Regions from separate parts of the Homo sapiens genome. Here regions 2, 3, 4, 5, 6 and 7 are each linked to region 1. A link is a contact called in ENCODE Hi-C or POLR2A ChIA-PET data. All regions are on one chromosome and are shown on one strand. The core of a region is the stretch at or near the end of the contact, and the rest is flanking DNA. Distances in the headings are between cores, read along the strand shown. Region 1 holds the start of JMJD6 (jumonji domain containing 6, arginine demethylase and lysine hydroxylase). Region 2 holds the start of UNK (unk zinc finger). Region 3 holds the start of FBF1 (Fas binding factor 1). Region 4 holds the start of SRP68 (signal recognition particle 68). Region 5 overlaps SEPTIN9 (septin 9). Region 6 holds the start of SEPTIN9-DT (SEPTIN9 divergent transcript). Region 7 overlaps RNF157 (ring finger protein 157).

Evidence for each region. A loop is a pair of places that touch in the nucleus more often than their neighbours do. ChIA-PET counts read pairs that join two places held with the same protein, here RNA polymerase II (POLR2A). Pooled maps may share reads with other maps.
Region 2: a map of CD8-positive, alpha-beta T cell shows a loop between it and region 1 (28-fold over the local background). The contact joins the promoter of UNK here to the promoter of JMJD6 in region 1. A Hi-C loop is called at or near these places in 7 of 168 maps with a recorded cell type or tissue (B cell, CD4-positive, alpha-beta T cell, CD8-positive, alpha-beta T cell and 4 more), 13 of 37 single-sample maps with no recorded cell type and 21 of 50 pooled maps. POLR2A ChIA-PET finds 5 or more read pairs at or near these places in 1 of 52 experiments (T-cell).
Region 3: a pooled map shows a loop between it and region 1 (12-fold over the local background). The contact joins the promoter of FBF1 here to the promoter of JMJD6 in region 1. A Hi-C loop is called at or near these places in 7 of 50 pooled maps. POLR2A ChIA-PET finds 5 or more read pairs at or near these places in 2 of 52 experiments (activated B cell and naive thymus-derived CD8-positive, alpha-beta T cell).
Region 4: a pooled map shows a loop between it and region 1 (7-fold over the local background). The contact joins the promoter of SRP68 here to the promoter of JMJD6 in region 1. A Hi-C loop is called at or near these places in 8 of 50 pooled maps. POLR2A ChIA-PET finds 5 or more read pairs at or near these places in 2 of 52 experiments (B cell and HEK293).
Region 5: a loop to region 1 is called in a map with no recorded cell type, with 18 times the contacts of the local background. The contact joins the enhancer-like site here to the promoter of JMJD6 in region 1. A Hi-C loop is called at or near these places in 8 of 37 single-sample maps with no recorded cell type and 8 of 50 pooled maps. POLR2A ChIA-PET finds 5 or more read pairs at or near these places in 2 of 52 experiments (MCF 10A and T-cell).
Region 6: a loop to region 1 is called in a pooled map, with 5 times the contacts of the local background. The contact joins the promoter of SEPTIN9-DT here to the promoter of JMJD6 in region 1. A Hi-C loop is called at or near these places in 1 of 168 maps with a recorded cell type or tissue (PC-3) and 3 of 50 pooled maps. POLR2A ChIA-PET finds 5 or more read pairs at or near these places in 5 of 52 experiments (A549, AG04450, H1 and 2 more).
Region 7: a loop to region 1 is called in a pooled map, with 3 times the contacts of the local background. The contact joins the enhancer-like site here to the promoter of JMJD6 in region 1. A Hi-C loop is called at or near these places in 7 of 50 pooled maps. POLR2A ChIA-PET finds 5 or more read pairs at or near these places in 3 of 52 experiments (HEK293, HepG2 and naive thymus-derived CD8-positive, alpha-beta T cell).

Annotation. Positions count from the first base shown.
Region 1 is chr17:76,724,565-76,728,239 of GRCh38, forward strand. JMJD6 (jumonji domain containing 6, arginine demethylase and lysine hydroxylase) reads right to left here and starts at 2,042. Exons shown (of 6, transcript NM_015167.3): 1 at 1,783-2,042; 2 at 903-1,291. The coding sequence starts at 1,911. METTL23 (methyltransferase 23, arginine) reads left to right here and starts at 2,275. Exons shown (of 5, transcript NM_001080510.5): 1 at 2,275-2,614. RefSeq lists enhancers at 1,915-2,544, 3,175-3,675 and silencers at 1,966-2,095, 2,206-2,655.
Region 2 is chr17:75,782,683-75,786,357 of GRCh38, forward strand. UNK (unk zinc finger) reads left to right here and starts at 2,124. Exons shown (of 16, transcript NM_001080419.3): 1 at 2,124-2,302. The coding sequence starts at 2,199. MIR4738 (microRNA 4738) reads right to left here and starts at 1,925; the gene lies at 1,839-1,925. RefSeq lists enhancers at 476-655, 2,218-2,796, 2,386-2,785, 2,797-3,374 and a silencer at 2,186-2,325.
Region 3 is chr17:75,939,446-75,943,120 of GRCh38, forward strand. FBF1 (Fas binding factor 1) reads right to left here and starts at 1,597. Exons shown (of 30, transcript NM_001319193.2): 1 at 1,403-1,597. ACOX1 (acyl-CoA oxidase 1) reads right to left here. Exons shown (of 14, transcript NM_004035.7): 14 at 2,062-3,675. RefSeq lists a silencer at 1,366-1,635 and an enhancer at 1,746-1,815.
Region 4 is chr17:76,070,697-76,074,371 of GRCh38, forward strand. It overlaps SRP68 (signal recognition particle 68), which reads right to left and starts at 1,821. Exons shown (of 16, transcript NM_014230.4): 1 at 1,612-1,821. The coding sequence starts at 1,795. It also overlaps a transcript of GALR2 not described here. RefSeq lists enhancers at 1,108-1,935, 1,934-1,983, 1,936-2,763.
Region 5 is chr17:77,322,238-77,325,912 of GRCh38, forward strand. All of the region lies in intron 2 of SEPTIN9 (septin 9), which reads left to right. Among named protein-coding and RNA genes, the nearest start is that of SEPTIN9-DT, 42 kb to the left of the region's middle. RefSeq lists a silencer at 1,347-1,520 and enhancers at 2,807-3,076, 3,187-3,496. Within about 2 kb of position 1,579, at least 37 of the 41 ENCODE cell types and tissues checked have a DNase peak (open chromatin) inside an H3K27ac peak, as active enhancers do.
Region 6 is chr17:77,280,647-77,284,321 of GRCh38, forward strand. It overlaps SEPTIN9-DT (SEPTIN9 divergent transcript), which reads right to left and starts at 1,251. Exons shown (of 3, transcript NR_136503.1): 1 at 966-1,251. SEPTIN9 (septin 9) reads left to right here and starts at 853. Exons shown (of 12, transcript NM_001113491.2): 1 at 853-908. The coding sequence starts at 890. RefSeq lists a silencer at 1,184-1,347.
Region 7 is chr17:76,180,391-76,184,065 of GRCh38, forward strand. The region is part of intron 2 of RNF157 (ring finger protein 157); the gene reads right to left. Among named protein-coding and RNA genes, the nearest start is that of FOXJ1, 41 kb to the left of the region's middle. Within about 2 kb of position 1,946, at least 2 of the 41 ENCODE cell types and tissues checked have a DNase peak (open chromatin) inside an H3K27ac peak, as active enhancers do.

The DNA.
Region 1 (3,675 bases), core at 792-3,291:
CCAGCACTTTGGGAGGCAGAGGTGGGTGCATCACCTGAGGTCAGGAGTTCAAGACCAGCCTGACCAATACGGTGAAACCCCATCTCTACTGAAAATACAAAAATTAGCCGGGTGTGGTGGTGGGCACCTGTAATCCCAGCTACTCAGGAGGCTGAGACAGGAGGATTGCTTGAACCCGGGAGGCGGAGGCTGCAGTGAGCTGAGATTGCGCCACTGCACTCCAGCTTGGACGACAGAGGGAGACTCCATCTCAATGAAGAAAAAAAAAAGAAAAAAAAAGAAAAATCACTAATGTGGTTTATTGCTGGACTTTATTAAAACCTCCCTTAGAGATCAGTGCTTCAACCATAGCTGCACATTCAAGTCACCTGAAGAGCTTTCAGAAATTCTGATGCGCAGGCATCACCCGAATTAAATCAGTCTCCCCAGTAGGGCCCAGGCAGGCCTCAGGAGCCCCCTAAATGAGTTCAATGTACAGCCGAGGGAGTACTCACTGTTTCCAAAAAAGATTAGCAACTGAACTCAGCGAGCAAATGCTGTTGTAGATAAGATTTTAACCACAGGCCGGGCGCGGTGGCTCACACCTGCAATCGCAGCACTTTGGGAGGCCGAGGCGGGCAGATCACCTGAAGTCGGGAGTTCGAGACCAGCCTGACCAACATGGTGAAACCCCGTCTCTACTAAAAATACAAAATTAGCTGGGTGTGGTGGCGCATGCCTGTAATCCCAGTTACAGGAGGCTGAGGCAGGAGAAGCGCTTGAACTCGGGAGATGGAGGTTGCTGTGAGCCGAGATCGCACCACGGCACTGCAGCCTGGGCTACAAGAGTGACGCTCTGTCTCAAAAAAAAAAAAAAAAAAAAAAGAAAAGGATTTTAACCACTTAGCTGCAGAATACTTTACCTGTAAGGGGGCCTGCGCTTCTCCCCAGCATACTGGAAAAGGTCATCAGTGAAAAACTTTGGCACCTTGTAGTCTTCCAAAAGTTTCCTTCTTTTAGGGTGTTCACCATAGCTGCTGTCAAAGATGTAAAGGGGACTATCATCTCGAGTGCTCTCCATGTACTCGATGTAGTATTTCATCTTCATCTTCACTGAGTAGCCATCGTTATCCTCACCACACTTGAACTTCTGGTTCCGATATTTCCTTTTTAGGCGCTCCAGAGTCCATTTCTCCTGCGCAGACCAGCCCTCTTGCGCATTCAACAAAACCACGGGCTTGTAAGGTCTTTCATACCGCTCCACAAATTCTTCCACAGACAGCTGTAAAGCATCTGCCCTTTCCACGTTATCCTGAGGGAATTAAAAAAGACCTGTCCAGTTAAAAAAAAAAAAAAAGTCCAGTGGCAGATAAGGGTGTCCCCAAGGCCAACTGGTAATGACAAACCGAAGGAAGTTGACTCTCGTCTGGCTCCTCCGGGGTGGGGGCAGGGCGCGTGCGTGAGGCCACGTCGTTCCTAGAGCCACCCCCCATGAGCCTTGACAGCCAGGTCCCCTAGGGGACCCGCCGCCCAAAGGAGTCAGGGACGACGGGCCTTCTAGTTGAGAGCGCCACAGGCGTGGGACTCCCGTCGTCCGCCAGAGCAGACGGGCGGCCACAGCACGGGAGGAAGCAGACCCGCCCCGGAATCCGCGCCTCGGGGACCCCAAACTCCGCGGGGTGCGGGTGAGCCTCTACGAGGTCCCGGGCGCTCGGGGCGAGGGCAGCCTCGGGCCCAGAGAAAGGTGCGTAGCGGCTGGAGGTGCCGATGCCCGGCCTGGCCACCCCCGCCCGACCCGCTCACCGCCACGGCCGCCGGGCTCAGCGAGAAGCTCTCGTAGTAGTTGTGCCGGGTCCAATCCAGCGAGTCCTTGAGCTCCGGCCGCGCACTCCGCTTGGCCTCGCGGATGCGCTTCTTGCTCTTGTGGTTCATTCTGCGGGGTCGCCAGCTGGTTCCGCTACGACCTCGGCGCAGCCCGCTTCCTGACACTAACGCACCCCTCCCCGGCCTGGGCGGCGGCGACGGCAGTACCCAAACGCCCTTCGCTCAGTCCCGGCGCCTTTAAAGTCGCCTTCCAGAAAATTCACTCCCCAGCCACCTCCCGAGCCTCGGGTTGGGCAAGCGGCCGCCGTCTTCCCCGCCCCGACGCCTCTCGCGGTTTTCCATTGGCTTTGGCTCCCCTGGGGTACTCCTTCACATACGGCGGGCCTCCGCCATGTTGGGAAGGTCACGTCGGCTGCGTCACCGCCCCGCCCCGCCCCGCCCCTCCCCTCCCGCGCTGCCGCTGTGCCCATCACTTCCGGTCGCGCCAGCCGCCCGTTGCCAGTTCTGCGCGTGTGAGTCTCTTTCGCCTTGCTCCGGGCTTTCTTCGCTCGCAGCGCGGCAGGGTTATCACCAGATCTGGGCTTTCCCCTTCTTGCCGTCAGGTGCTACGGCCACGTGGCCCGCGGCTTCCCGCTCGCGCAGTCTGGCAGCCCGGAGCCTTCCGCGGTCCCCCGCCCGCCCGGGGCCCAACGACGCCCTACTGGGCGAGCACGATTTCCGAGGACAGGGGGTCCGGGCCCAGCGCTTTCGATTCTCGGAGGAGCCGGGTCCGGGGGCCGACGGGGCTGTCCTGGAGGTCCACGTCCCGCAGGTGCGTGCAGCAGCACCCGCCAGGAGGCGCCTGAGGTCAGGAGCGGATGTCGGCTGACTTGGCTGGGTTCCTGAGGGACCGGGGGTGCGGACGCTCAGCTGCGCAGCTTCCTGCTTTAGGTTGACCCCCGGAGCAAAAACGTCGGATATGAAGCCCTTCGGTGCATTAAATGTCTCTCAGTAAGAATTTTGGAGACCCTGCCAAGAAGTGACCCTGGTCACTATGTTGGTCAGGCTGGTCTCGAACTGTAAGCTTAAGTGATCCTCCTGCCTCGGCCTCCCAAAGTGCTAGGATTACAGGCATGAGCCACTGCGCCGGGCCGGCTTTCTCCACATCGAATCTTTCCTGCCAGGAAAGTGACATTCTTGACTGACCTCTAATGCTTCTTTTGATCTTGTCCAAGGGTTTCTTGATTCATCCTTATCTCTCACTTTTGTGTGAGTTTTGGGATCAGGGTTTCCAGTTTTATTTGGTGCCCAAAGTGTTTCTTGGGTTGGACCTCGCTTCTTCCTCTAAGCTCACAGCTACAACAAAACTCTCAATAATAATTCTTTTTCTTTTCTTTTTTTTGAGACACTGTCTCGCTCTGGCGCCCAGGCTGGAGCGCAGTGGCGCGATCACAGCTCACTGCAACCTCCAACTCCCGGATTCAAGTGATCCTCCCGCCTGCCTAAGTGCTGGGATTGCAGGAGTGAGCCACCATGCCCTGCCTGTCTTCGGTTTTTCAAAGCACTTTCACTTTGCAGTATTTCATTTGGTTTTAACACCAGCCTGTGAGGCATGTCCCATGCTAAAGAAACAGCTTTAGAGAAGTTAAATGGGAGGCGGAGGCGGGAGGATCGCTTGGGACCAGGAGTTCCAGACCAGCCTGGGCAATATAGTGATACTACGTCTCTACAAAAAGTAGAAAAATTAGGCATCGTGGCTTGTGCCTGTAGCCCCAGCTACTCCGGAGGGTGAGGTGGGAGGATTGCTTGAGCCCGAGAGGTCGAGGCTGCTGTGAGCTATGATCAGGCCACTGCACTCAGGCATGAGCAACAGAGCAAGACATTGTCAAGAAG
Region 2 (3,675 bases), core at 874-3,373, 940 kb before region 1:
TTATCCATTTAAGTATGATTCGTGGAAACAGGAGTCCGGGCGCAGTGGCTCACGCCTGTAATCCCAGCTCTTGGGAGGCTGAGGAGGGTGGATCGTGAGGTCAGGAGTTCGAGACCAGCCTGACCAACATGGTGAAACCACGTCTCTACTAAAACTACAAAAATCAGGTGGGCGTGGTGGCACACACCTGTAATCCCAGCTACTCAGGAGGCTGAGGCAGGAGAATTGCTTGAACCTGGGAGGCAGAGGTTGCAGTGAGCCGAAATCACACCACTGCACTCCAGCCTGGGCAACAGAGCAAGACTCTGCCTCAAAAAAAAAAAAAAAAAAAAAAAAAAAAGGCTGTCTCTCTTACTTCGTAGTCATGCAGGTATGTTTCACTTTTTCCAGATTGGTACAACGGAGGAAAAGCAACACAGGAAATGAGGAAGAATAAAAAATGTTTATACAATGAAAAAAAGCAGAAGAAAACAAAACAAACAAAACCCAACAGTGAATGTGATGTAGTCTTGTAGGCTACTGTCCTAGTTCCTCTTGTTACCAACTTGCTGAGTAACTTTGTGCAAGTTACTTAGCTTCTCTGGGTTTCGGTTTCCTCTTTTGTAAATTAAGCAGTTTGGATGATATCATCTCCCAACTCCACCAGTACACACTTATTCTGAAGCTCATGATATACATCTATTATTTAAAATCCAGTGCTGTGAACTCTATTTCTTCAGTCAGATCACACTTGAGTATTGTGAGGCTAACATAAACCAAGTAACTTGCGTTTAATCATAGGATTAAAGCAATATACTACAACTTTTATTTGTCCTTTTGTAATTTTTCATTTTCAAACGCCCCTAGTGGCTAAACGATTTAGCCTGTTTAGGAAAAACCAGTTTCTCAACTCTGTGATGTGGCTTCTGATGTGAGGGAACTTGGAGCTAAATAAAATAAGTATGTGTCACTCAAACATTAACGATTTTCCATTAGCCCCACCACCCTTCATCCCTAAGGTTATTTGGAATGTGTTTCTTTAATGAGATAATCATTTGTTAATATAATCCCATCTAAGAAAATATAAATCAAAACCAGTGGATTTGAAATAGATTCAATATGAAAAACCAAATTAAATGACAACGGTTAAAATATCTACGGAGAACATTCTAAAACTCACAGAAACAAATGCCTAGGTCTGGGGCATCTGGCTTATTTTATAAAGTGAAGAACTTTGCTTGACTGGTGGGAAGCAGAGAGGGGAAAGATAATGTCCCAAGTAAAAAGGCTGACGTCCAGACAAGAAAACTAGAGTGGATAAATACGGGCACGCCCTACTCAAACCCAGGCCTTTCCTCTGGACCCTGTGATGCTTCTCAACACTGGCAACTTGTCAGTGTACCTCAGAGACTATTCTAGGCGGAGATTAAATTCGTCCTTGGCCCTTAATGTACTGGAAACAAGTTGGTCAGGCCAGGTGTCAGGCTGAGAAAGCACACAAGTCGTGGAGTTCCAGGTGTCGAGTTTGGCAAAGGTAAATGAAGCGCCTCGGCAAAGGCGCGGGAACTGTAGCGTGCGGTGTACCTCCTCCTTAGCAAAGCTTTCTCAATGCCTCTTAGGTTAGACCCGCCGCAGGGATGAAGGGGTTGCTGGCGGATTGCAGGTGCCTGCAGCACAGGGCCCAGAACTAAGAACCGACAACACAGATTCTTAAGCCCTGCTTGGAGCACTGCTCTGAGCTGGCATTAGAACCGAACCTAGCTGTACTAAGTATAAAGGCAAAGTAGTTATGACACTGTTGGCAGTGAAATTATACTTGGAACTCTTTCGCAGAAATCGCTAGGGCCTCCCTAGCTCTGGGCCCCTTCTCCTCCAGGCGCTCCAGTTTCATGGAAAGGCTTCCCTATGAAACTGAAAACGCGCTGGTAAGAAGGAGAAATGCGACCGGACTGCAATTCCCAGAAGCCGTCGCAGGCCCTCAGCATCCGGGACACTAGCAGCAAGGATCCCTGGGTATTGTGGTCCTGTGCTTTGCCAGCAACCCTCTGCCGACGGTAAAATTCCAGCCGGACATAGAACCACAACTCCCAGCAACCCCTGCTGCCGTGTGGGGGGTCTTCACGTTCTCGTGGCGCGGCGCAGGCGCACTGGGTCCTCGGCGCGGACCGCGCAGACTGAATAATAAAAGGGGAGCGGCGAAGAGGCAGGAAGACAAGACCATGTCGAAGGGCCCCGGGCCCGGCGGCTCCGCAGCTTCCTCGGCGCCCCCGGCCGCTACCGCTCAGGTGCTGCAGGCACAGCCCGAGAAACCGCAGCACTACACGTACGTAGAGCCCCCCCCCCCCCGCCGCGCGCGCACGCCTGACGTCAGCGGCCAGCGTGAGTCACGCGCGCAGGGAGAGCGCGAGGCGGCCTCTTCCTCCCCCCCTTCCTCCTCCGGCCCGGCCCAGACCGGTTCCAACCTGCTGGGGCCGGTCCCAACTGCCTCCAACTGCCACCAACCTCTGGTCGGGCTGTGGGGCGGGAAACTCGGTCCCGGCCGCCGAGTGGGGAAGGCGGGAGCTCGGGATGCAGAGTGCACTCTCCCTAGGCCAGGCCTTCGAGGCCTAACTGTTCCTCAGACCATAAAACCACAGTAGTAGGCTCCTTTGGGGCAGTGAGAAGTCCAAGACACAACCAAGAGGAGTTCCGTGGGGTCCAGCCCCAGAACCCACCTATGAATGATGATTAACGTGAAGTCCTGTCAGGAGATTCCGTGCAGTTTGCGCAGGAAGCCTTTTGTGTCCCTAAGGCTCGTAGGTTGTCCACGAGGGCCACACTTGCTTGAATTCACAGTCGACGTAGATAAACATGCAAAGATGGAAACGTGTCCGTGCGTGCCCATGACCGTTTCCCTCGCGGGCTGTGCGGAGCCTGAGTCTGGGAGCCCGAAGGTGATGGGTTCCAAGTATGTCTGCAGGCTCAGCAGAAATGTAGCATTAGAGGGAGCCCCAAATACTGACACTACAGGAGTCCAGCAGGATGGGAAAACCTCTTCCTGGAAGTCTTGCATCTGTGTGCTTTTAGGTCGCTGTCTTCATTTCCTTCAAGCCACGTTAAGCATTCCCTAGAGTTAGGTGATGTGGGAGAAAGATGAATAAGGGGCGGTTTCTCCTGTTAAGCAAAATGTTGCTTTCCATTTTCCCTGATGCTCTGTGAATGCCTCTCATCCCCATGGGCTCCTGAGTGATGTGCATGTTTAAAAGGATCCCCAGCTGCGAGAGGTTTTGGAACCTGGGGGGTTGAACAGCTCTTAAGTTGTTCAGTGAACGAAGAACAGAATCATCTGTTGGAGTAGAAAGAACTCAAACCAGTCAGGAGGAACTCTTGTTATAGAAGACCTTGGGAAACTGTTCTGGGGTTGGGGAACATTGGTTATAGGAAGTGTATGGTTTCTTTGTGGGATTCTTTGTTGTTGGCTGAAATCATTTAAGCTTCTTGACTACAGTCTGACTCACGTTAACCATTCCTTTTCTGATATGGACATTGCTTTCCTGGTCCTTTCTTACTGGAGATCTTTCGCAGTCTTTCCATTGATTTTGGTGAGATGTTCTTAGCTCAAAGACTACTGATGAGTTGAATGGTGTAGTCTTGATTTTCGAATCTGGAAACTTCACGTAATTGGAACTTCTTTATAATCTCTGGTTGCTCAGATCA
Region 3 (3,675 bases), core at 347-2,846, 790 kb before region 1:
GTGCCTGGCACCAAGGCTGAAACCCTTTCCCAGGCAACACCCATGACTACTTTCTAGGCAGCATTTAGCACAAAAGCAGGTATGAACTCTGGTTACTCTTTGATATTCTTTTTCTTTTTAAAATTTTTTTTTTCGAGACGGGGTCTCACTGTGTTACTCAGGTTGGTATTGAACTCTGGGGCTCAAGCAATCCTCCTGCGTTGGTCTTCCAAAGTGCTGGGATTACAGGTGTGAGCCACCACGTCCAGCAACACGATTTTCACTGACAGTGGAAATATTTCCCTTTACATAGGCAGTAAATCTGACCCATTGAGAACATTTTCCTCGGAATTAGCTGTCTCCCTCCCCCTCCTCCACTTTACCAAAACCCACCTACAGGATGTCCTGGAAGAAAGGAGTCAGAGGGGTCCTCTTTATGTCCCAAGTATTGGCCTGTCCTGTTATTGGAATGCAAGGGTTATCTGGGCTTACCTACAGAGCCCACCCTGAATACATGTGTTTTCTTTTTTTTCTTTTTTTAGACGGAGTCTTGCTCTGTTGCCCAGGATGGAGTGCAGTGGTGCGATCTTGGCTCACCACAACCTCAGCCTCCCGGGTTCAAGCGAATCTCCTGCCTCAGCCTCCCGAGTAGCTGGGAATACAGGCACATGCCACCATGCCCGGTTAATTTTTGTATTTTTAGTAGAGACGGGGTTTCACTGTTGGCCAGGAGGTCTCGAACTCCTGACCTCGTGATCTGCCCGTCTCGGCCTCCCAAAGTGCTAGGATTACAGGTGTGAGCCACCACGCCTGGCCTTCTTTCTTTTTTTTTTTTCCAGACAGGGTCTCGCTCTGTTGCCCAGGCTGGAGTGCAGTGGCACGATCACAGCTCTCATAGCTTACTGCAGCCTCGACCTCCTTGGGCTCAGGCGATCCTCCAATGTCAGCCTCCCTAGCAGCTGGGACCACAGGCACACGCCACCATGTGCGGCAAATTTTAAAATTTTTTTTGTAGAGACGGGGGTCTCCCTATGTTGCCCAGGGTCGTCCCAGACGCCTGGCCTCAAGTGATCCTCCCGCCTTGGCCTCCCAAAGTGTCGGGATTACAGGCGTGAGCCACCGTGCCCGGCCTTGTTTCTTTTTCTCTGCAATGGCGACTTCACGACCTACAAGTCCAAATGTGTCCCATAACACATCAAGGAACTTCTGGCATCTCCTATCGATCCTGTACGGGCTTCTCAGACTATGGGGATTTTCTAGGCTTGGTTTGCCAAGGCCAAAGGGCTACAGAGTAACCCCGTCCCCACATGTATTCAGCCGACTCCATGCCAGGCGTTTTACAGATCCCGAGACCACCCCTAAGCAAGACCCCTAGCCGGAGTCGCCCCTCCGTCCCGAGACTCCGCGCCCCTCAATGCGTCACCCTTCTGAGCGCCCGGCCTATCTGGCCCCGGAGCGCAGCCTGTAACGCTCTCAGCCCCGGAAGCCTCCTGTTACGCGCCGTGCCCCCGGAGGTGCGGCCGCTGGGACCAGCGCCGGCCCTGGCTCCATTCGGGTCGCCCAGCCCGGCCAGGACTGGCCTCCCGCTTCCAGCCGCTGCCGGCACCCTCAGCCGTCTGGCCTCCCGCGGAAAGGCGGGCGCGAGGCATCCTGGGAGTCGCAGTCGGCGGTCGACTCACCCGCCCTCACAGAGGAGGTGGGGACGCCATGAAGAACTACAGCTCCCAGGGAGCCGCGCGCGGCAGTTGGCGGGGCCGGGCTTCTGCCGGCGGCGGGCACGTTGCTAGGAGCTGCCCCAACGCCTCTCCGGGAAGAGGGCGCCAGGCTCAAAGGCCCTCTTGGGAACTGCCGGGAAGCTTAAAAGTTCCTCCTGCCCACTTCTGAGGGCTGACACGTGGCCGACGCGGAGGCGTGAGAAATGTGTTGATATTGGGAGGTTGACGGGTGAATCCACAAATTCACCGGTGTTTATTCCACACCCCAAAGCTTGAGGGAAGTGACTGACCTGTTTAATGATCCAATCAAAGCTGTATAGCCAGAATGAAACCCAATACTGTCGCCCCACAAAAAGATTAAGTCACATTTTTTCTAGTATGTGCTAATTATGAATTTTATTAAGGTTTATTCAATGTCACAGAGGAAAGAACGGTTTGTAGTTTTGCTTACCCGCAGTGCTGGCAGGTCACAGCTGTCCAACCATGATCCATTCACATGCTCTGGCCCCGTGCCCCTCGTCCTCCCACCCCTACCCCACAGGACACCATTAAGCCAGGGCTGGGTAACAACATATGCTCAATGCATCTTCTCAGGTGAGAACCAAACTCGAGCCACAACAGCAAAGGGGGAAAAAGGTAGCAAAGTAATTATGTGCTCCCAAGGCAGTCATTTAGTTGAATCCATAACTGGAAATAAAAAGGCATTTATGAAGTGTAGTCCGCAGTCTGAATGTGGAAGGTGGAAGATCACACATTTACTAAGAAACACTCAAAACATATTTTGGTTCAGAATTCTAAAAAATCCCGAATTTTCCATGATCTTCCCAAGACAACCAATGACCCACTTAAATTTAAGGCAAAAACACCCTTGAATCTAGGAATGTGCACATATGCAACAGCTAACATCTGGTAACTCTAATAATGTTCCTTATATGTTTCTGTGTTTACTATCATGAACCATAGGAAGAAGTACTGGAAAATTTAGTAAGTGTGGACAGTTAAAAACACTGGCCCGGCACGGTGGCTCACGCCTGTAATCCCAGCACTTTGGGAGGCCGAGGTGGGTGGATCACGAGGTCAGGAGTTCAAGACCAGCCTGGCCAACTTGGTGAAACCCCTGTCTCTACTAAAAATACAAAAAAACTAGACAGGCATGGTGGCAGGCGCTGTAATCCCAGCTTCTCAGGAGGCTGAGGCAGAGAATTGCTTGAACCCGGGAGGCAGAGGTTGCAGTGAGCCAAGATTTCGCCACTGCACTCTACCCTGGGTGAAAGAGCAAGACAACGTCTCAAAAAAAAAAAAAAAAAAAAAAGCAAAACCCCACCATCAATATTTTAAAATAAAAAGTCGTTTTAGTCAATTACAGTGTGACTTGTTCTAATCCTCCAAGAATGGAGTAGTAAAGAAACAGCAGAAATGACTTCCCTGCATTATTTCATGAAAATGATCAAAACCTTTATCTAAGTCAGAACATCAACAAGACTCTTGGTCTCAGGTCATCAGTTTCCTGGCACTCCTCCTCTCTCTAGCTGTAGTAGCAGCTACTGCTTGAAGACAACCTATATATCCCAGGCATACCCTCTACACGTATAAAAAGATGTGCAGGTGTTACAGACCACCTACACCTAATTCACTTCCTTTCTAATAAGATGGATGGAATAACTCGGAAAAGGGAAAGGAGGGATTTTGAGCCGCAGTTGTCTAAAGAATTATTGATTCACAGGGATCTCCAAGATCATGCATTTGAAGAGTTTTATTTCTCCACCCAAAGCCCTGCAGTGAAGAAAATCCAAGAATTAAGATGTAACATGTTGGCTGGGTGAGGTGGCTTGTGGCTTATGCCTGTAATCCCAGCACTTTGGGAAGTGTGGGGGGAGTGGGAGTGCAGATCACCTGGCCAACATGGTGAAACTCCATCTCTGCTCAAAATACAAAAATTAGCCGAGCGTGATGGCAGGTGCCTGTAATCCCAGCTACTCAG
Region 4 (3,675 bases), core at 571-3,070, 650 kb before region 1:
CCGGGCGCAATGGCTAGCACCTGTAATCCCAGCTACTCGGGAGGCTGAGGCAGGAGAATCGCTTGAACTTGGAAGGCAGAGGTTGCAATGAGCCAAGACAGCGCCACTGCACTCCAGCCTAGGTGAGAGTGAGATTCAGTCACACATGCACATGCACACACACACACACACACACACACACACAAATTTGTGAAATATTTAGTACACTGGTGAGATCTTTTGTAACCATTTTCAATATCTATCTTGTCACAGGACAGGGCTAACCTACAGGAAAACTGATTGCCTGAACTGTTACTACTTGCAAACTGAAAAAGGAGGGCACTACTGGCCACTGGAAACTGCCAAAACCCAGTTTAAATTAAGCTGATGGATTCTAAATGCTGACTATAATTGGGGTGCTTCACACCAATTAACACCTAGACCCCACATTTTATTCATTCAGATTCAGGTTATAAATGACATGTACTAAGCCTCCATTTGCATAATCTCCAACACCTGCCAAATCTAACTTTCCTTAACAGCTGTGATGCTTAGAGAGTCTATGATTAGCACATGTCAACCAAGCTAGGCTACAGTTTGCATAAAAGTATTAAGGTTTTTCTTTCAAAAGAAGAATGGCCAGATTCTCCTTTTAATAATCTTAAAATATTTAAGATTATGTACTAATCTTTAGAAAGTCCAATGACCTTCATCTATATAGGTATAGTTTTAATGTTTCCTCAACACTTCTCTAGAGACATATTTTAAAATAGTGAACGCTAAAAGGACTCTTTAAATTACTAAAACGGGACAAAGAGATATAAAGGTCTCAGTAAAATCAGGGCTCGCTAGCGTCTACTTGGAACTATTACCAGTAATTCAAAATATTTAACTCCAAGCGCCTGAGAACTTTAAGCACATTAAGATGTCAAGTTGAATGTGTTATTTCAGAAACTCGCCTACGTTTTCTCCATTTGTTATTCATTTCAAAAGGTCACAAACTAGTACCACAAGCACTTGGTTGAGATACACACTGATGGAAACTAGAAACCGATTCCTCCAGCTTATATGAATGACTGTCAGCAAGATAAAATGCCTACAGACCGATCAGAAAAAAATGACACAATCGATATTAACTACGGTAACTTACAATCAAAATGGGCAACAAGCTTTTCCTGAGTCAATCTTTACCTCCACTTTCAAAGTATCGAGCTGTAGGTTTTACTACTCAGTCTATGACGACTGTCAGACAAGAGTATTAAGCCAAATGTCAAGACTGCAGTTTCCTCTCCCCAGTTCAGTGGCTCAAGGTGCCAAAGCAAGGTGCTCAAGGTGTCACTTGGTCACAAGCCCTCCAACTGGACAACTGCGGGGCACCAGGGGAAACCTGCCTGATATCCCAGTGCCACTGGAAGAAACGGACCTAGCCAGGACGGCGAGGGGGACACGAGGAAAGACTAGTCGAGAGACAGACCCCCCCCGGAATTCTGAGCACCAAAAGGTAAGGGCGAGAGAAACTGCAACCCTCGGCCTCTCCTGCCAGGACTTGTCGGGACCCGCCGCCTCTCCCGCCCCCAGCCCTCCAGTTCGACACGTAATCATTGCGAGTTAGGCCCGATTACTCTAGGATACTCTCCAAACTCAGGCTATCCCCAAATTCTTTGTTTGCCTTCGATCCGGCCGAAGGGCGTTCGTTTTCTTTATTTTCTTCCCCTCCGGCACCACGTCCACCGCCGCTACCGCCGCCGCCACTGCCACCGCCGCCGCCACTGCCGCCGCCGCCGCCGCCGCCTGGGACCTGCTTCTCAGCAGCCATCTTGCCCCTGCGCCGCAGAGCAAGACGGGATAGGGGAGGCGGGACGACCTGGGCGGGTGAGAGCTGGACCTGCCTGGCCGGGCTGATGGGATAGCGGCGGACTCCGCCGCCGTCGGCCCTTGCTGCAGCAGGGCGCCATGTGCTGGAGCGCGCCTGCGCGAGGGATCCTGTCATCCCGGGTCCGGAATTGTGGCTGGCTAGGTGGGGACTTGAGGCCGCAGTGAGACCGTGGCTGCTGAGATCTCAGGGGGCAGTCCCACCTCCCACCCACTAAGGGCGGAGAACCGGAGGTGGACCCCAGGTCCTGCATCCTGGACTGGGGATCTGGTTCACGTCCTGCCCAGCAGAAAGCAGGAGACCAAAGATACTGGATTTCGGGGTGTCTGCATCCCCAGGGACTCAAGAGATGGGGTCCTCCCTACCGGAACGGGACACCCCGTCCGTAAGGGACCCGCCTCTGCCTGCCCTTTCCTCTGAGGCTGGCCGTAAGAACGCCAAGCCGGAGGAAGCGCTGCGCAGTCAGCAGACGGTGTCCTAACGGGGTGACTTTCTCAGACCGCTTGGGGCCGTGGACCACTGCACTTTGGGGCCGTCAGTCCAAAGAGGGAGAAGTGTTGAGACATGGGAAAATATGAATTTTTGCTTTGCACCTTCTAGAGTCTGAGACCTGGGATTCCAATCCCCGCTCCGTCATTAGCGGCAGGGACATGTTGGGCACGTAACTTAATCTCCCTGTAAATCTGTTCCTTCATCTATGAAATGGGGATAACCAATTTAAGTGGTTGTTAGGAAGATTAAATGACGGATTTTTTTTTTTTTTTTAGATAGAGTTTCGCTCTTGTTGCCCAGGCTGGAGTGCAATGGTGTGATCTCGGCTCACTGCAACCTCTGCCTCCTGGGTTCAAGCCATTCTCCTGCCTCAGCCTCCCGAGTAGCTGGGATTACAGGCGCCTGCCACCACGTCCCGCTAATTTTTGTATTTTTAGTGGAGACGGGGTTTCACCATGTTGGTCAGGATGGTCTCGATCTCCTGACCTCGTGATCCGCCCGCCTCGGCCTCCCAAAGTGCTGGGATTACAGGCGTGAACCACCGCGCCCGGCCCTGAACTCTATTTTGAATTTCCTCAAGGTATACGGAATAAGGTCAGGAGAAAAAGAATAAGGATCTGATGCATTCAGATTTAACTAACTCTCCCATACATCTCATTCCTTTCTCAGCAGATCCCTCTTAGAAGGAAGTGTTACCATTTCCTTGTTACAGCTGAGGAAACTGAGGCATGGAGCCAAAGACAGAGCCTGACACAATAGATGCTCAGTATATTGGATTGAATTGGAGGGAAAACGTTCAATGGGTAAGAGAAGGGAAAAAGGTGGCCGGGCTCGGTGGCTTACGCCTGTAATCCCAGCACTTTGGGAGGCCGAGGTGGGCGGATCACTTGAGGTCAGGAGTTTGAGACCAGCTTGGCCAACATGGTGAAACCCCATTTCTACTAAAAATACGAAAATAAGCCAGGCGTGGTGGCAGGCGCCCGTCATCCCAGCTACTCGGGAGGCTGAGGCAGGAGGATCGCTTGAACCCGGGAGGCGGAGGTTGCAGTGAGCCGATATCATGCCACTACACTCCAGCCTGGGCGACAGAGTGAGACTCTGTCTCAACAAATACAAATACAAAAAACTAGCCAGACGTTGTGGCGGACGCCTGTAGTCCCAGCCCCTCAGAAGGCCGAGGCAGGAGAACCGTTTGAACCCGGGAGACGGAGGTTGCAGTGAGCCGAGATCGCGCCACTGCACTCTAGCCTGGGCGAAAGAGCCAGACTCCGGGGCCCCTCATCCGCCTCCGCCCCGCGTTTCCTCCCCCCGATCTCCCAGGGGTCCTCTTT
Region 5 (3,675 bases), core at 329-2,828, 600 kb after region 1:
ACAAAACACGGGCTTTTCATGAACTGAACAAAACACTCTTTGAAAGCAGCCAGTGCTGTGCCCCAGAGACCACTCTGATCCCTGCTGCCCTTGGCTGAGGACAGCACAGCCAGGGATGAAGCGGGGACCTCCCCTCGGGCTGTGCCTTGATGAAAGATGCTTTCTACAAAATCCCATTCGGATGTGTTTTCATGTAAGAAAACGTACATTTTTAGAAACTCAGTTGTAAACTGGCTGCCTTCCGAATGAACACGACAGTCCCGGAGCTGTTTCCCTTAATGAGGTTCTCGTCCTGGGCAAACTTTAGCGCTGGTCTTTAATTGTCACTGAACTCCCGCACAGTCCCTGGGGAAGTGACTTCCTTCCTGTCCCTGCTGGGTGGCCTTGAGCAAGCCACTTGGCAGCTCTGGGCCGCAGTTCCGTCATCTGCAAGGTGAGGGGTGGGAGCGGCACGGCCCCTAGGCAGCGCCCCCACCTCCTGCGGGTTTCTGCGCGTGTCCTGAGTTTTGTGGGCGCCTCTTCCCTCACTGAGGGGCTCTTCTTCTCTGCAGGGCATGGCTCACGCCGCGTTGTCAGGCTGCAAGCCACTGCGAGAGCTGCTCTGATCCCCAAGCATGCTCTGGCCTGAGGAGGAGCCATGGGGAGGACGCTGTGCCTGTGTGACAGAGGCCTGCCCGGCAGATGCCGGCCCGCTGACTTCCAGACGTGGCTGTGGGTGCCTCATGCCCCACTGGGCTGGCGTGTGAGGCGTGTCCAGCTCAGGCTGCCCTACAGCTGCCCAGGAAGGGTTTGTGGGAGGGGGTGGTCCTACCCTGGTGAGTCCACGGTGGTCTGCCAGCCCCAGGGAAGGCTTAGGAGCCCCAAGACCTGCCCTCTTGTCCCTCCCTCGGCAGTGTCTGGCTCCGGTCTGGTTTGTGAACGGGGGCCTGGGTACTCTCCCGCCCTCCCTGGGGGCTGTGGCCTTCCCCTGGGAAGGTGCTGGAGGGTTTGTCAGCAGGGCCGGCATGAGTCATGGAGTGGTGACTGGCCGCTGAGGCATGGAAGGCCACTCCTTCCAGCCAAGGGTCGGAGCTTTTTTTTTGTTCTGGAACGGCTTTGTGGCTTTTACAAATTAAGCAGTTTTATCTTGTTCCAAGAGCTTGTATTTCAGCAGGGAGAGAGTCTCCAAGAAGGGAACTTTCCACTGGGGAGCTCTGTTGGGCTGGGAGGCTAGGAACAGGCCACGAGGGAGGGCTGCAGGCAGGGGAAGTGGCCGTCTGTGCATGGTCATGAATGCAGGCCCGGGGTCCTGGAGGGGGCTTGGCCACGCTGTCGCTGGACGTCTGTCCCCACCAGGGTCCATCTGATGCAGTACGGCACAGGGTAAAGCCCAGCTCCTCTTACGGGGTTCCTGGGTCATCAGTGGGCGGGGAACCGAGGCCTCCTGGAGGGCGGTGCCTCAGCCCTCACCCCTCCCTCCTGTCCCTCGCTGTGCTGTCCCCGATGGCCTCTGCCATCCCCTGGGAGTTCTTACCCCTGGACGCTCGGTGCCTGTCCGGTCTCAACCTCTCCAGCTCTGCTTTTCCATCTCCGAGGTGAGAGGCCTGGCCTGACGCGCTCTGCACCCGCTTCCTGCCCAGCCCCGTGGGAACTCTGGTCCCTGTAGTGGTTTCCTGGGGCTGCCATCACCAAGTGCCACAAACTGGGTGGCTCAAAACACCAGACATTTCTTCTCTCGCCGTTCTGGAGGCCAGAAGTCCGAAATCACGGCATCAGCAGGCCTGGTTCTTTCCGGAGGCTCCGAGGGGGAGCCTGCTTCTCGCCTCTGGCAGCTTCTGGCGGCTCCCGAAACCCTTGGCGTTCCTTGGCTCGTGGCCACACCACTCGACCTCTGCCTCCGTTGTCACGGGGCCTCCTTCTGTGCCCTAAATCTCCCCCTGTCTGTCTCTCATACGGACAGTCTTTCTCGGATTTAGGGCCCACTGGGTAACCCAAAATGGTCCCATCTCAAGATCCTTAACTTCATAACGTCTGCAAAGACCCTTTTTCCAAATAGGCCATGTTCATAGGCTCTGGGGTGGATGTAAATTTTAGGGGCCACCTTTCATCCCCCTGTTGTCCCCGTGTGTCTGGATGCACAGCATGGTTCCATGTCCCAGACTCCTTGCTGGACCCCTCTGGCCCTTTGGGGTGGCCTTTGGCCTTTTCCACTCGTTTCTGTGCTCCTGGTGAGGTGTCGGGGTCGGGCTTAGCCCCTGCAGGAATTCTGGGGACAGCATGGAGCCGGCAACTCCCCACCAGGCGTCTTCCTACCTGCCCAGAGCTCATGGTTGTGAGGGGTCTCTCCTTGTGGTTTTGATTTGCAATTCCCCAGTGGTTAGTGATGTTGAGCATCTTTTCGTGTTTATTGCTCATTTGCACATATTCTTGCAGAAATGTCTGTCCAAGTCCTTTACCTGTGTTTGATTTGGATGATTGTTGTTGCTGAGTGTTAGGAGATCTGTAGATTAATATCCAGATACTAATCCCATATCTGACCTATGATTTGCTGCCATTCCATGGATTGCCTTCTCCCCACGTTGTTAGTGCCCTTTGATATGCAATTTTTTTTTTTTTTTTTGAGATGGAGTCTGACTCTGTTGCCCAGGCTGGAGTGCAGTGGCATGATCTTGGCTCACTGCAACCTCCGCCTCCCTGGTTCCAGCGATTTTCCTGCCTCAGCCTCCTGAGTAGTTGGGATTACAGGCACCCGCCACCACACCCAGCTAATTTTTGTATTTTTAGTAGAGACGGGGTTTCACTGTGTTGACTAAGTTGGTCTCGAACTCCTGACCTCAAGTAATCCACCCGTCTCGGCCTCCCAAAGTGCCGGAGTTACAGGCGTGAGTCACCGCACCCAGGCTGATATGCAAATATTTTAAACTTCTATGACGTTCCACTTTATCTATTTGTTCTTCTGTTGCCTGTGCTTTTGGCGCCATATCCAAGAAATCATTGCCAAATGCAACGTCAGGAAGCTTTTCCCCTGTGTTTTCTTCTAAGAGTTTTGTGGTTTTAGCTCTTGAGTTTAGGTCTTTGATGCAAGTTGAGTTGATTTTTGCATGTGGTGTAAGGGCTGGTCCAGCCTCATGCTCTGGGCTCTTGATTCACTTCTCTTCTTTTCTCACGCCCAGCTGGTTCCGCTGGGTGGCGGGGAGGAGTGGGGAAGTCCCGGGCTGGGCCTGCACTCGATCATCCCCTCTCAGGCCAGCCAGGGAGTCTCAGCTCCTGCCCAGGACCTGGCTGGACGTGCTCCCTACCGGGAAAGCCTGGGCCGTCTTTCTAGGCTGATGGCAGGGCCAGCCCGGGGCGTCCTGAGGCCTGCCCTGCGGACATGCCCCTTGTTCTAGGTGGTGTGGCTGCCCGGCCTGCGTGTGAGACCAGCTGTCTGTGCTTCAGGCCATGGAGGCTGAGTGTTTCCAGCCTGTCCCCTTGCTCGGCTCTCCCTCTGGGGAAGCCCCTGCAGCCCATTCTCTGCCTCCGCTTCTGCCATCTGTGCCTTTGTCTGCTTCCTGTTTGGAGGTGGTCATCCCTGGGGCCACCCCTCATGATCTGGACACAAGTCTCCATCCTGAAGCCACCACCCAAACCCCTGTGCCTCAAACCCCTCCCACCCACCACATGGGTTTCCACTGTGACCAACTCAGCAGCTGATGA
Region 6 (3,675 bases), core at 1-2,500, 560 kb after region 1:
TCTTCCGTGCAAGTTTTGCATCCTCTCACCACTGCCTGCGTTACCCGAGTTGTAAAGGGCGGCTCCCTGTGTCTGCCCCGCTGCACCGATACACCGAGCTGCGCACGGTGCCCAGCGCAGGGAGAACAAATGATCATCTGTCCAACGCGCCCATTTACAGGTGAGGAAACTAAGGCTCCAACTCAATCGACGCACTCTGCCCTTTTGATTACCAGAAAAGTAGCAGGACAGGTGTCCTGTCCCGCCCTACCCCGGCCCACTAAGCCGGCACCCCGGCTCCGACCCCCGGCTGTGCCCGGCGCCGCCGCGGTGCCCGGCGCCGCCGCCTCGCCCGGCGGGGCCGCCCGGAGCGCCCGCACCTCCGCCCGCTTCCACCTGGCCGGGCCCGCCCCGCCCGGACTCGGGACTGGGAAGTGCGGCGACTCCCGGAACCAGCCATTGGCGCCAGCGCGGGGAGCTGGGGGTGCAGAGCTGCGGGCGCGGCGGGCCACGCAGGCGGCCCCCACCCCCGGCCTGGCCTGGTCTGGTCTGGTCTGCGCTGCCGCGCGGGGGCGCCCCCTCCCAGGCCCGGCGCCCGCCAGCCCCGCTCCGCCAGGTGCAGCGCAGCGCAGGGGTGGGCGGGGGTGGGGCTCGGCGCGCACGTTCACGGGGCGGGGAGGGGGCGGGTCAGGGGCGGGACCACAGCCGGCTGGGCCGGGGTTCTATGCGCATCTCCGGGGAGGGGCGGGGCGGGGGCGGGGCCGGGGCGGGGCCCGGTCGGTGCACTCCAGACGGCGGGCCGCCCCCTCTTCCCGCCTTCCTACTACCGGCCCAGGATTAGCGCCCTGGGAGCGCGCGCCCCGCTGCCTCGCCGCCACACTTTCCTGGGAGCGGCGGCCACGGAGGCACCATGAAGAAGTCTTACTCAGGTGGGCTTCGCGCCCGGGGTGGGGAGGGGTCGGTGTCCCGGGACCAGCGCTGCTCACCTGAGTGCCTGCGGCCGGGAGTGGCGAGGCGCCCCCGGAGCTGAGCGAGTCCCCGCGGCGGGCACACTGCAGGTCGAGTTCCTCCCAGGACAGGGCCGCTGTCGGGCCGCTTTCGACCTGAGCCGACCGTCCCCTGCGCTGTCTCCAGCCCTTGCTCGAGTGTCGGAGGGGCTGCCCTGGGGGACGCTCCCTCTTCCTCGCCCCTTGCACCCTCGCAGGAATCGCTGACTTTCCAGGTCGGCCGGGTGCTTTGGGTCCCTGTGCGTCTGTGTGGGTGAATGGGGTCGGGGCTAGGTGGAGGGGTGTCCTTGGGTTCAGCCTCTAGGGCTGGTGGTCCAGGCCGCAGCATCCTTTCTTCGGATTCTCTTCGGTTTCTCCTCTACTTAGTGGGGCACGGGACGGCCTCCAGATGGGACCGTCCAGCAGCGCCCAAACTTGGCGACTCGGGTTCACGTTTTGCGCTCAGGACGCCGCCCGCGGCTGACATCCTCACTCCACCCTAGCAGGGCCCGCCTTAAGTAGGCGAAGGGGGCCTGACTTGGGCCTCACCATGAGCCGGTTCAGGAGCTTTCATTTCATAAGAGGCTCCCGCTCTGGCACTCTGAAGTTCCATTTCACAGATGGGCACACCGAGGCCACAAGGGCAGGTTAAGAGAAATCCAGATCTTCATTATTTGTCTTTTCCTTCCTTTTTTTTTTCCTTTGTGGTTTTCTCCAAAGGATCCAGGCAGGCAGGATCCTTTGTCCTCCTCAGTCCTCAAATTATAAATAGCGTCTCCTCTTCTAAATCTAGAAACCGTTTGTTTAATGTCCCTCCTTTAATTCATTCAGATAGAAAGGTACCTGCCAAGGATCCATGAATTAATTTTTATTGATAGGAGAACAGAATCATGGGCCTTAGTTGGAGGTGAAGGAGTCATCGGGGCCATCCCCCTGCCTTTGGGCCATTGTCGGTTTCCTCTGGCTTTCCATATTTAGGAACCAAAATGAGTGATAAAGTACCTTGTCTCAAAGAGGATTACTCAGAACTTCCCCGAAAATACCCTTCTGGGTCAGTAGCTTAGAATTTCAACTTTCACCCGGTTGTTGCGAACAAGATGGCCCTCTACGCACCCGGAGCACAGCTCTGTCAGGAGCGTGGGTGGGTTGGTGTGCTGGTGGGCGGGAGCGGGCTTCCAGGTGGCACATGCTTGGTTTTGGCACCGGGGCTTCCTCCCCAACATGCTCCAAATACTTGAGATTGTTGTGGGGATCGCGCGGTGCATGGCCCTTTCCAGGGGATCTCTAGCCCGCCCAGGGAGGGCCCTTTGCCCTTGGTTTCTTACACTTTACCTCCCACTGGTGGGTCCAGACAGTGGGGGTGACCGGGGTCCTCCCAGGTCGTGGGTCCTGGGTTTTTTCTGCGGAGACCCTCCTGCACAGATGCCGGAAGGGCCCTGAGGCAGGCTTGGAGTCTCTGCACCTGCGGCTTACTGGGAGGTGGGGAGACCATCACTTGTCCTTTTCTCCTCTCCTCCACACACACCTACCCCACCCCTCACTGGGTTTCTTTTTTTTTTTTTTTTTTAAAAAAAAGGACAGAACCTTTTGCAGTAGGTGGAAGTAGAGTTTGTGGAGTGAGCAGGAACCAACTCTTGTACAGCAGCCTCGGTGCCTCCTTGTGTTTACCTAAAGGGGCAGGCCCCTCTGAGGATGGGGGAAGGGAGGGCTCAGACCATTTCTGGTTTGCTCCCTGCTTGGCAGTGGCCCAAGGTGTGCTGGGTCACTGTGTTGCAGTTGTATGGAGTGGGACTGGAGGGGGCTGATGGTGGGGGTGGCCTCTTGCCCTCATTCTGAGTGTCCTGGAGCTGTCTTGGCACCAGCCCTTTTCCGGGTACGGGCACTCGCAGGAGTCAGGCTGACCCCCCAACAAGCCATCGACACCATGAAATTAAGGAAAGCAGCAAAAGATGTTAAAAATCCCCCAAGGCTCTGACAATCCAAGGACAACAGGAAGGTCTTTATTTTTTCATCTAGACTGTGCGGGATTATTGCTTCCAGACCTGTATGTGGGCTTCAGAATAAACGGAATGACCATAATGTTGTTCCCGGTAGACCTGGTTTGAACATTCGTGAGCCTCTGAAAAGGAGAAAGATTTTAGAAGGATGTGTTGGGGCAATCTCAAGTACCGTGGGTCTATAGACAGTCATCGAAGACACTTTATGTGCTGGGCACACATGGCCAAGTCTGAGTGGGTACAGAAATGGTAATGAGATATAGTCCTTGCCTGCAGAGAACTTACATTCTCACCGGGAGTCAGGATGAGGGCGAGACACCAGCTCATTAACACCCTTCCCTCCTGAGCAGTTCAGCCTCCAAATACTACAGGAATGCCCCGGAGGTTTTAGGTGGAGGTGAGATTGAGCTGGGCCTTGAGGAAGGAGAAGTCTTGAGTAGTGGAGAATAAAAAGGGACTTGGCCAGGTGCGCTTGAAGTCCCAGCTACTCAGGAGGCTGAGACACGAGGATCGCTTGAGCCCAGGAGGCTACTCAGGAGGCTGAGACACGAGGATCGCTTGAGCCCAGGAGGCTACTCAGGAGGCTGAGACAGGAGGATCGCTTGAAGCCAGGAGTTCAAGGCTGCAGCCCTGTGACAGCGCCTGGAAATAGACACGGCACTCCAGCCTGGGTGGCGTCATGAGACCCCATCTGTAAGAAGGTCTTTTCCAAT
Region 7 (3,675 bases), core at 696-3,195, 540 kb before region 1:
CTAACCAGAAAACTCTGCCAAAAGAAAGCCCCTTTCATGGGGTAAAACTTGGGTAACCTGCAATTACAGCTTGGCAAATCATGAAAAAAGAGAATGTAAGGAAATATTTAACTGAGTATCTACTATGTGCCAGGCATTATGCTAGGTACTTTAGATAGATTCTTTTTGTCCCCCATTTTACTTTACATATTTTTTATCTTTATTTTTAAATTTTCGTAGAGATGGGGTTTTACTATGTTGCCCAGGCTGGTCTCAAACTCTTGAGTTCAAGTGATCTTCTCGCCTCAGCTTCCCAAAGTGCGGGGATTAGAGGTGTAAGCCACCACACCTGGTCTTTTTATTTTTATCTTGGTAAAATACACATAACATGAAATTTACTATCTCAATCATATTCAAGTATACAGTTCAGCGGCATTAAGTAACATTCACATTCGCATTATCGTGCGGCCATCACCGCCATCCAGCTCTAGTTTAGGTATGCTCTTATTTCACATTCTCGAAAGGAACAACATGCCTGCCCCTCTCACCAGCCTGTAAGTTCCGTGTGTATGCTGGAGGACAGTCCAACATGCCGGAGAAATACAGTAGCCGACTGAAAAATGAAGAATGTCAGTTAAACAAACTGACATTCTACAGATAAAGAAACCGAGACTCAAAAGATTCACGTAATCATCCAGGGTCCCAGAGCTAATGAGCAGCAGAACCACAATTTGAACCCAGGTACATCTGACTCCAAAAGCCATACTCTATTGCACTGCTTCTACTGTAGGGCAAGTCTACAGGCTCTTCTAATCCTAGGAGTGTTCCAGGGACCTGAGCAGAGTTCGGGGAGTCTGAAAGTTATACCATCATGGCAAACAGTACTGAATTCTGTGAAGGTTCTGGAAGCTAGCCAAAAATCTCCAATGGCGCCCTATGCTTAGATGGCAGTATGTACAAAATCATACCACGCACCACACTCCTTTCTATCTTTAACAGGAGTATCTAAGGTCTTCTTAGAGAAGAGCTTTCTTGGAGCACAGTATGACAAAATCTTTGTCTATAAGATCTAACAGTACCTGCAGAAGATACAAATGTACACTGAGGGCAGGGTGATGTCAGAGAACACTGCCAGCAGCCACAGCCACAATGGATACGTCAGTCAGCGTTTACCTTCCACCCAAGATGCTCAAAGATGTGTTACTGCCAGATAGTTCTAAAATATGGCGACTTCTTCACTAAATTGTTTTCAAAAAATGGTCGGGTGCGGTGGCTCACATCTAATCCCAGCACTTTGGGAAGCCGAGACAGGCAGATCACCTGAGGTCCAGAGTTTGAGACCAGGCTGGCCAACATGGTGAAACCTCATCTCTACTAAAAATACAAAAATCAGCTGGGTGTGGTGGCGTGTGCCTGTACTCCCAGTTACTCAGAAGGCTGAGGCAGGAGAATCACTTGAACCCAGGAGGCAGAGGTTGCAGTGAGCTGAGATCACACCACTGCACTCCAGCCTGGGTGACCGAGTGAGACTCTGTCTCAAAAAAAAAAAAAAAAAAGAATAAATAAATAAATAATTTTCAAAAAACAAAGACATTTACCCATTCATTCAGCACTCTCACTATATCCTGAGTACTGAACTAGGCCTGAGGGACACAGTGAAGAGTCAAGCAAACCTCTCTTAGTTCCATCTGTAAAGGGGCGTCAAGCTTGCATCTGGTGCCCTGCATGCTTGGATACAACATCCTCCTGGGACTGGGCTGCTGTGTCTGTCCTGAAGTAAGCCTGAATCTGAGAATAACTTAAATCCCAAACATCTCAAACCCAGAATGGAAGTAGAGTTGGGCTCAGCCAGAAGACCTCTTTTGGTGGACCTCAGGCGTTTGCTGACGAAGGCTCTGTGTGTTACGTGAGCAACTCCTCTTTGGCTTTTGACCCTGGTGCTCATCAGCTTCCTTTTACCAGCACATCACATCGGCAAAGCGCCACCTGGTGACGAAAGATGAAATTGCCAGACCATGCCCAAATGCAGGCCAGAAGGGTGCACGTGCATTCACATACACATGGGCACACACGCATTTAGTCTGTGTGTGTGTGTGTGTGTGTGTGTGTGTGTATCAATCACATGTCCTAGATTTTTTTTTTTACCATTCTGATTTCAAATATTACACTACTCCTACGGTTGTACTATTTTTGCTGTAAAAAAATATGGTCACAGTACATGTGAAAGGACATCTTACTCTGTGTGTAAATTATTAGGCAATTCCCAGTAGTCTACAAAAAAACACAATAATCCATTCATCCCATCCATAAAAATAAAGTTAACTTCAACATAAATCTTTTTTTAAAGTATATACTTTGTTTTCATTTGCTATTAGATTCAGGCCTCGTCTCATATATATATATATATATATATATATATGAGAGATATATATATGAGAGAGATATATATCCTATATATCCTATATATGATATATAGGATATATAGGATATATATATCCTATATATCATAATAATATGAAAACTATATTATTACCATCAATTCTCAGGTAAAGAAAGTATTGATATTGTATACTTCTGTTGGTTACTTTTCGCTCTTGTTGCCCTGGCTGGAGTGCAATGGCACGATCTTGGCTCACTGCAACCTCCGCCTCCCGGGTTCAAGCGATTCTCCTGCCTCAGCCTTGCTTCCCGAGTAGCTGGGATTACAGGCGTCTGCCACCATGCCTGGCTAATTTTTTTGTATTTTTAGTAGAGATAGGGTTTCTCCATGTTGGTCAGGCTGGTCTCGAACTCCTGACCTCAGGCGATCCGCCCGCCTCAGCCTCCCAAAGTGCTGGGATTCCAGGTGTGAGCCACCACGCCCGGCCTCACGTGGGAATATTTTTGAAAACTGCAGATCCCAGGGCCCTGTCACTAGAATTCTGATTCAGCTAGTTTGGGGTAGGAACTAGGAATCTGTATTTTAATAAACATTCCAACCAATTCTGATGCAGGTAGGTTAGAGACCCCACTGAAAGAAAAAATGCTGGTCTTCTGCAGCTAATAATATTTAATTATATACCAAAATAAATTCACATAAAGTTTTTTTTTGTTTTGTTTTTTAGAGGTAGGGTCTTGCTATGTTTCCATGCTGGAATGCAGTGGCTATTCACTGTGACCATAGTGCACTACAGCCTTGAACTACTGGGCTCAAGTGATCCTCCTGCCTCAGCTTCCCGAGTAGCTGGGACTACAAGCAAGTCATCACAGCTGGCTAATTTCTATCATTTCTTCCACATTAAAAAACATTTATGGATATAGAATAATTATAGCTTTCTACATTTATTAGCTGGGATTCTACTGTAAGGAAGAGCTGTCCTTTATCATTCAATTATTCAATTATTTCTTCATTTGTTTAATTATAAATTATGTATTTATGTAATTTATTTTATATTAATTTTTTTACTTAAGTAAAAACAAAAAACCCAAAATACCAAAAATATGCTTCCAAAGACAGGAAACCATTTTAGACAATTTATAATTAAAATAGCAAAGTACAGGCTGGGAGCGGTGGCTCACACCTGTAATCCCAGCACTTTGGGAAGCTGAGGTGGGCGGGTTGGTTGAGGCCAGGAGTTTGAGACCAGCCTGGCCAGCATGGTGAAACCCCGTCTCTACTAAAAACACAAAAAATTAGCCAGGCACAGCGGCACGCGC